2 separate regions of the Mus musculus genome follow, and region 1 is linked to region 2. A link is a contact called in ENCODE Hi-C data. All regions are on one chromosome and are shown on one strand. Each heading gives the region's core, a stretch centred on a gene start or an enhancer-like site at or near the end of the contact. The rest is flanking DNA. Distances are from core to core; before and after follow the strand shown. Region 1 holds the start of Lim2 (lens intrinsic membrane protein 2). Region 2 holds the start of Siglecf (sialic acid binding Ig-like lectin F).

Evidence for each region. A loop is a pair of places that touch in the nucleus more often than their neighbours do.
Region 1: a loop to region 2 is called in a map of CH12.LX, with 2.1 times the contacts of the local background. The contact joins the promoter of Lim2 here to the promoter of Siglecf in region 2. A Hi-C loop is called at or near these places in 2 of 37 maps with a recorded cell type or tissue (CH12.LX and v-Abl transformed pro-B cells).

What each region holds. Positions count from the first base shown.
Region 1 is chr7:43,428,742-43,431,783 of GRCm38, reverse strand. It overlaps Lim2 (lens intrinsic membrane protein 2), which reads right to left and starts at 1,685. Exons shown (of 5, transcript NM_177693.4): 1 at 1,628-1,685; 2 at 1,019-1,199. The coding sequence starts at 1,193. It overlaps Gm38999 (predicted gene, 38999), which reads right to left. Exons shown (of 2, transcript NM_001370852.1): 2 at 1,948-3,042. The coding sequence ends at 2,952.
Region 2 is chr7:43,349,977-43,353,026 of GRCm38, reverse strand. Siglecf (sialic acid binding Ig-like lectin F) reads right to left here and starts at 1,686. Exons shown (of 10, transcript NM_145581.2): 1 at 1,607-1,686; 2 at 1,443-1,503; 3 at 1,018-1,380; 4 at 581-859; 5 at 358-405. The coding sequence starts at 1,479.

The DNA of each region.
Region 1 (3,042 bases), core at 436-2,935, 79 kb before region 2:
CTTTGAAACTGTAAGCAAGCCTCAAGAAACTCTTTCTTCCTAAGTTGTCTTGGTCATGATATTTTGTCATAGCTATAGAAGAGTAAGATGCTTCCCAGCTATCTATCCATTTATCTTTTCATGCTATCCCATCTATCATCTAGCTTGTTCCACCTTTTCATATCTCTCTCTCTCATCTATCCATTCATCTATCCTATCCAATCCATCATCTTTCTATATTATTTATACATCGATTCATTGTGCCCATTATATAGTCTATCTTCCTATCTATCTATCAATCTTATCCATCACATTTCTATCTTAACCATCCATCTATTCACTCCATCATGTATTTCTTATCTATGTATCTCTCTATATCTATCTTTGTGTCTATGTATCTATCACTCACCCAACTACCCATTATCTTTCTATCCTATCTATATCAGCCAATCAATCAATCAACAATTAATCAATCAGTCAACTCTATTCATCCATCCATGGACCCATTTATCTATAATTACATGGTCTGGCACACAGTAGATAGGAAAGAGTCCTTCACCTGGCATGCAGCCCATTAACAGCCTCTGTGGTCCCTGTCTCTAACACTATTTATTGGCTCATAGTATTAATTTATTGTTTAATTATTTGTATTTTGAAACAGGGGCTATGAAGCCTCAAACTCACAATCCTCGTGCCTCCACACCCAAAGTGCTGAGATGACAGACATATGCTACCATAAATAGCTCACAGCTTATATATAAAAAAAACAAAATGTTTTTTAAAAAGTGAGGTGTCCTATCCTTACCGCTGCATCTGCCACCCCATTAACCCAACCACAAAACTTTACACCCTGTCCCTGCAACTAGAAAACAATCCAGAGATGCAAAGCCTGTTCCATCCCTTGTTGAGTATCTTAGTGCAAGGACCTGTACCTCTCTGAGCTATCATGCTTTCCCTGTGCCAGGGGTGATGGTGTGAGGCGGTGCTCTGGGGGAGGGCTAGACCTTAGTACCACTCAGACCCTGGCCTCAAGGCTCACCGATGCTCTCGGTCTGCAGGAAGCACTTGTTGCCCAGGCAGTAACGCCACAGGCCCTGGTGTGCGAAGGACCCCGACAGCCGGTACTGCATCCAGTGGTCAGTTGCTGTGGCTACCACCAACAGGATGGTCCCCACCCAGGCACAGAAGAGGCCGCCACCCATGAAGCTGTACATGGTGATCTGTGAAAAAGGGAGAGCTGAGGTTGTAAATGGCTATCCTGGGCCTGACAGGAGGGTTGGAATCTGGACCCTTGAGTGAAAGGAAGGTTGGGGAATAGACTTACGGGTCTAAAGGAAGAGAGTAGGGCTAGAGACTGGATTCTTGGGTCTGATGGAGGAGGGCAGGTGCCTAGATCCCTGGGTCTGATGGAGGAGGGCAGGTGCCTAGATCCCTGGGTCTGATGGAGGAGGGCAGGTGCCTGGACCCCTGGGTTTGAGGGAAGAGGGCGGGAAGTCTGGATTCTTCATTCCAGACAGGAAGATGTCCATGAGCCTCTATTGGCTCTTGGTGAGGAAGGGCTGGAGCTAGGATTCAAGTTCCCAGGAGAGAAGGGCTTGGGAGTCCAGACTTGTGGGTAGGGGGCTGTGGGTCTCATGCTGGTGCTTACCTGAGTGGCAGAGTCTGTTCTGAGCCCTCCTTCTGCCACAGCCCCTCTGTGGATACTGAGCCGAGCCAGGTTGCTGGCATCTCTGCCTCGTGGTTCCCCCAAATCCCTTAAGCCTCACCACACAATGACTGCATGGCCTAGCAGCTTCCAGCAGGCAGAAACACAGTGGCAGCAGAGGCCCCAATGGAATTTGCTGAAGCAGGGGACAAAGGGGCCCCATCAACCTCTTGTCTGTGACCCTCCCCATTTCCCAGGTTTTATTCCCAGTCCCCACCCTGGGTATCCTGACTCTTACAGAAAGCAAAACCCACACAAAGAGATAAGAGTAGATAGACACCGTTTTATTGTTCAACCTGGGCTTCCCAGCTCAAGGGACAGGAAGCAGCAATGGCACGGGTGGATATAGGTATCTAGACATGTCAGGCCAAGGGGTTCTTTGTACGGTAGGATCAAGGGCTTGTCAGAGCAGGGCTGGGACACAGCAGCTGCTGGGGCTGGAGCTGGAGTTGAGCAGAGCACTGTTGTTAAGTAAAGGTGAATATGAGATATGATAACTGCAGATGAGGACCAGGATGTGGGGAGTGAGCCCAGGCTAGTAGTTCACACCAATCTTAACCCTGACTGAGAGAGCAAGACTGGGATAACCGGTTTTAAAACAAAGCAAAGCTGGGAATGACAGGAGGCCTTGTGGACCAGACCTTTAATCCCAGAAAGCTGAGACAAGAGGATCGCAAGTTCAAGGCCAGCTTGGATACTTGCTGAGACTCTTTCTCAAGATAAAAATAAAAGAGGATTGCAATTTACTTTAGAGTTACAACTTACTCCCGAGTTTGACTGGCACCCGGGAGGATAGCACAAAACAAAACAAAACAAAACAAAACAAAACAAAACAAAACAAAAAACAAGCAAACCGGCAAATAAACAAATTGGGGATGAGAGTGGGTTTGGACTGAAGGCCAAAAGGTGAGTGGGGAGTTGGTGAAGATGGGCTGACTGTGGAATGGAGAGAGGAAGGGCTTTGGGGGGGGATGGTTTGGTCTGGAAATGGGGTTGGAGCAGCCTTGAGAGCACTGAGAACATTACTATTCCGAGTGGAATAGTAAGTAGCTGGGGTTGGGATGTTGTGAGGCTGGGCATGGAGTTTTCTTATTTCTAGGGCTGGTTCAGGCTTTACCAGGTGATCTGCAGGAGGCTTTCAGAGATTGTAGTCTGGGGGCTGGGGAGACTGTAGGAATGATATTTCTCAAGGTACCTCTGAAGCTGTAAGAACACTGGGCTCTGGGAACATCCCGGGGTGACCAGGTACTGGATGCTCTTCAGGGTCCTAGTAGTCTGCCTCCCAGTCTTCAGATAGTCCTCCAGCTTCCTTCTGCCCATCCTGGGATGGTGGTGTCACTGGTGGGGTACTGGGGCCA
Region 2 (3,050 bases), core at 437-2,936:
GTGTGTATGTGTGTGTGTGTGTGTGTGTGTGTGTGTGTGTGTGTGTGTGTATGTGTATGTGTGTGCATGTATATGGGTGTTTAAATGTGCATGCAAGGATATCTGTGTATGGTCAACCAAGACAGGAGTCATTAGATATCAAGAACTATTATTATTAAATTTTTATATCGGCAGAATTATATTTCACTACAATCCATATATTGGAACCCTGATAACTGATATAATGGGGAGACTGCAGTATATGAGTAAGGGGTGGGGGAATCCTGAGCTTCCTCCTGCCTGAGGTCCAGAATACCTGCTCATCTCCTGCAGAGGCAGTCCCTGTACCCATCCCAGGGAGGAGAAATTTGACTCTACCTGTGTCATCTCCCCAGGACACCCTGATGGTCATCTTCTGTGGAGCATCTGCATAGACACATATGGTTGTTTGCTTTCAGAGGAAAGATGGCTGCAGGTATTCCACCCCATTGGTCTTTTCTCCTCCCACAGTCTTAGCATTCAGGAACCATCACCCAGTTCTAACCCCTCCATCCCACACCCCTAATCTCCCCTCCCCAGAGACCCAGGTCTGGACACTCACAGATGACACTGAGCTGTTGAGTCCTCTCCACAGTAACACCAGTGCCAGGTAAGTTCACCTGGCAGGTGAGGTTGGTGCCATTGTCCTGAGGCCTGGGTGTGAGGTTCAGCTCTGAGGAGAGGGTGGTCCTGTGGCCCAGGGAAGTGAGGGCAGATGACATCCAGGAAAAGATGGGGGGTGTCCCCTGCTCACAGGCCCAGGGCACAGAACAGAGCAGTTTGGTAGAATTGCCAGACACCAGGGTAGATGTGACTTGGATGTTAGGGACCTCAGTCAGAGCTGGACAGAGAGAAATAGAGACACAAGATGTGCTGGGGATCACTATGTATGACCCTATTTCAAGCCAGGCTTCTCTCCCAACCAACCTCATTATGCGGTCTCCAGGGCACCCAAAGGCTTTTAGAACAAGGACCTCCACATATCCCCTCTTCACTTACCTATCACAAGCACAGAGAGCATTGACTTCTGAAAACTGTATTTCACAGAACCATCCAATCTGAAGAAGTACGTCCCTGTGTCGATTTTCTGTGCATCTCTGATGTCCAGGGAGCAATTATGACTATTTTCCTTCCCCATGAGATAGAATCGACCTTGAGCTTCCTTCAGTACTGATCGCTGTGGGTCATTTGTAGCCACTGGAGAGCCGCTGAATATATTGGCCCCCTCCCGGAACCAGTAGCCAAAGACAGGACCTTTGGAATTGGGGTACTGGACTTGGCAGGCTACAAAGACGCACAGGCCCTCCTGCACTGTCACTGAACCAGTCACTGAGAGCGAATAACCGTCCGTAGCCAGGCACCCTGCAAAGAAATGAGGGTTATCTTGGTCCTGTCCCACTAGCCCGGTCCCTGTTCCCACTCACCTGCCCACAGCAGGGGCAGCAGCCATGCCCACCGCATCACACAGTGAAAGGCTCTAGGTTCCTGTGGGTGGCCAGAGAAAGAAAACTTGATCAGTTTGAAGTGGATCCCTGGGGTGAGGGTCACAGGCTTCAATGTCACAGGACTGAGAAGTCGTCCTACTAACCTAGTCCAGGAATGAAGAGAGACAGAGTGACTGACCACAGAGAGGGAACTTTCCACCCACAGGTTATCAGCACTATCAAGGCCCTGGAAAGTAAACACTTCCACTTTTCATGTGTATCATCATGGGAGGCAAAGTCGATGAGGAAGACCCACCCTCCACTCCTGAACTGTAGCATTTGTTTCTCATTTGTTTGTATTAAGAAAGAGGTTAATGCACAGAGGGAACACAGACTGGACCTAGGTCCCCTACCCCATATGTAGCAGATCTGCAGCTTGATCTTCATGTGGGTTCCCCAACAACTGGAACCCTCCCTGAGTCTGTTGCCTGCGTGTGGATCCATTTTCATAACTGGGCCTCCTAGTCTGGCCTCAGTGGAAGAGGATGCACCCAGTCCTGCAGTGACTTGATGCACTGTGTGTGTGTGAGGTGCTGGGGGGCGGAGGATAGTGGTGGTAGGGGTGTGGTATGATACCCAGAGGTCTCTCCTTTCTCAGAGGAGAAGGGAGGATGGGGGAAGAGTCTGTGTGAGTGGGTACAGTGGGTACTGGGAGGAGAGCGGGGCTGATATTGGGATGTAAAATGAATGAATAAATAATTTTTTTAAAAAAGGAAAAGGTTGATGATCAGGGACATGGCTCAGCAGGTAAAGACATTGGCCAGCCACTCACATTGTGGAAAGAATGAACTAACTCTCAAAAGTTGCCCTTTGACCCCCTACTACTGCTTGGTGGCACACTCAAACCGTGGTGGGCAGAGAGAGAGGGGGGGGGGGAATTCAAAATTCAATAGTTGTTTAATGTATAAAGAAGAGGAGGAGACTGGAACTCTAATTGCCTAAATAACTTTTCTGTTGCTGTTATAGAATATCCAGATAAAAGCAACTTAAAAACAAAAATAGTTTCTGTTGGCTCAGAGTTGGAGGTTGCAATCCATTGTGATGGTGAAGGCATGGCTACAGGAGTGTACAGTGGTTGGCCATACTTCACCTTCAGTCAGGAAGCAGAGTGAGAAGTGACGGACTATTCTCAGGTCACTGTATAGTCTAGGATCCTAACCTATGAAACCAGAAGTGGGTGGGTTTCCTCACTTCAGTTAATCTAATCATGATAATCACCCAAGGCATGCTGAGGGCCCATGTCCCAGGCGAGTCTGGACCTCAAGTTTCCAATAGAGGTTAACCACCAGAGACACAGACTTACACAGGGCATCCACAGGAAGACATGGGGCGAAGACTCCCTGTCTTAGTCAGGGTTTCTATTCCCGCACAAACATCATGCCCAAGAAGCAAGTTGGGAAGGAAAGAGTTTATTTGGCATACACTTCCATACTGCTGTTCATCACCAAGGAAGTCAGGGCTGGAACTCAAGCAGGTCAGAAAGCAGGAGCTGATGAGTAGGCCATGGAGGGATGTTCCTTACTGGCTTGCTTCCCCTGGCTTGCTCAG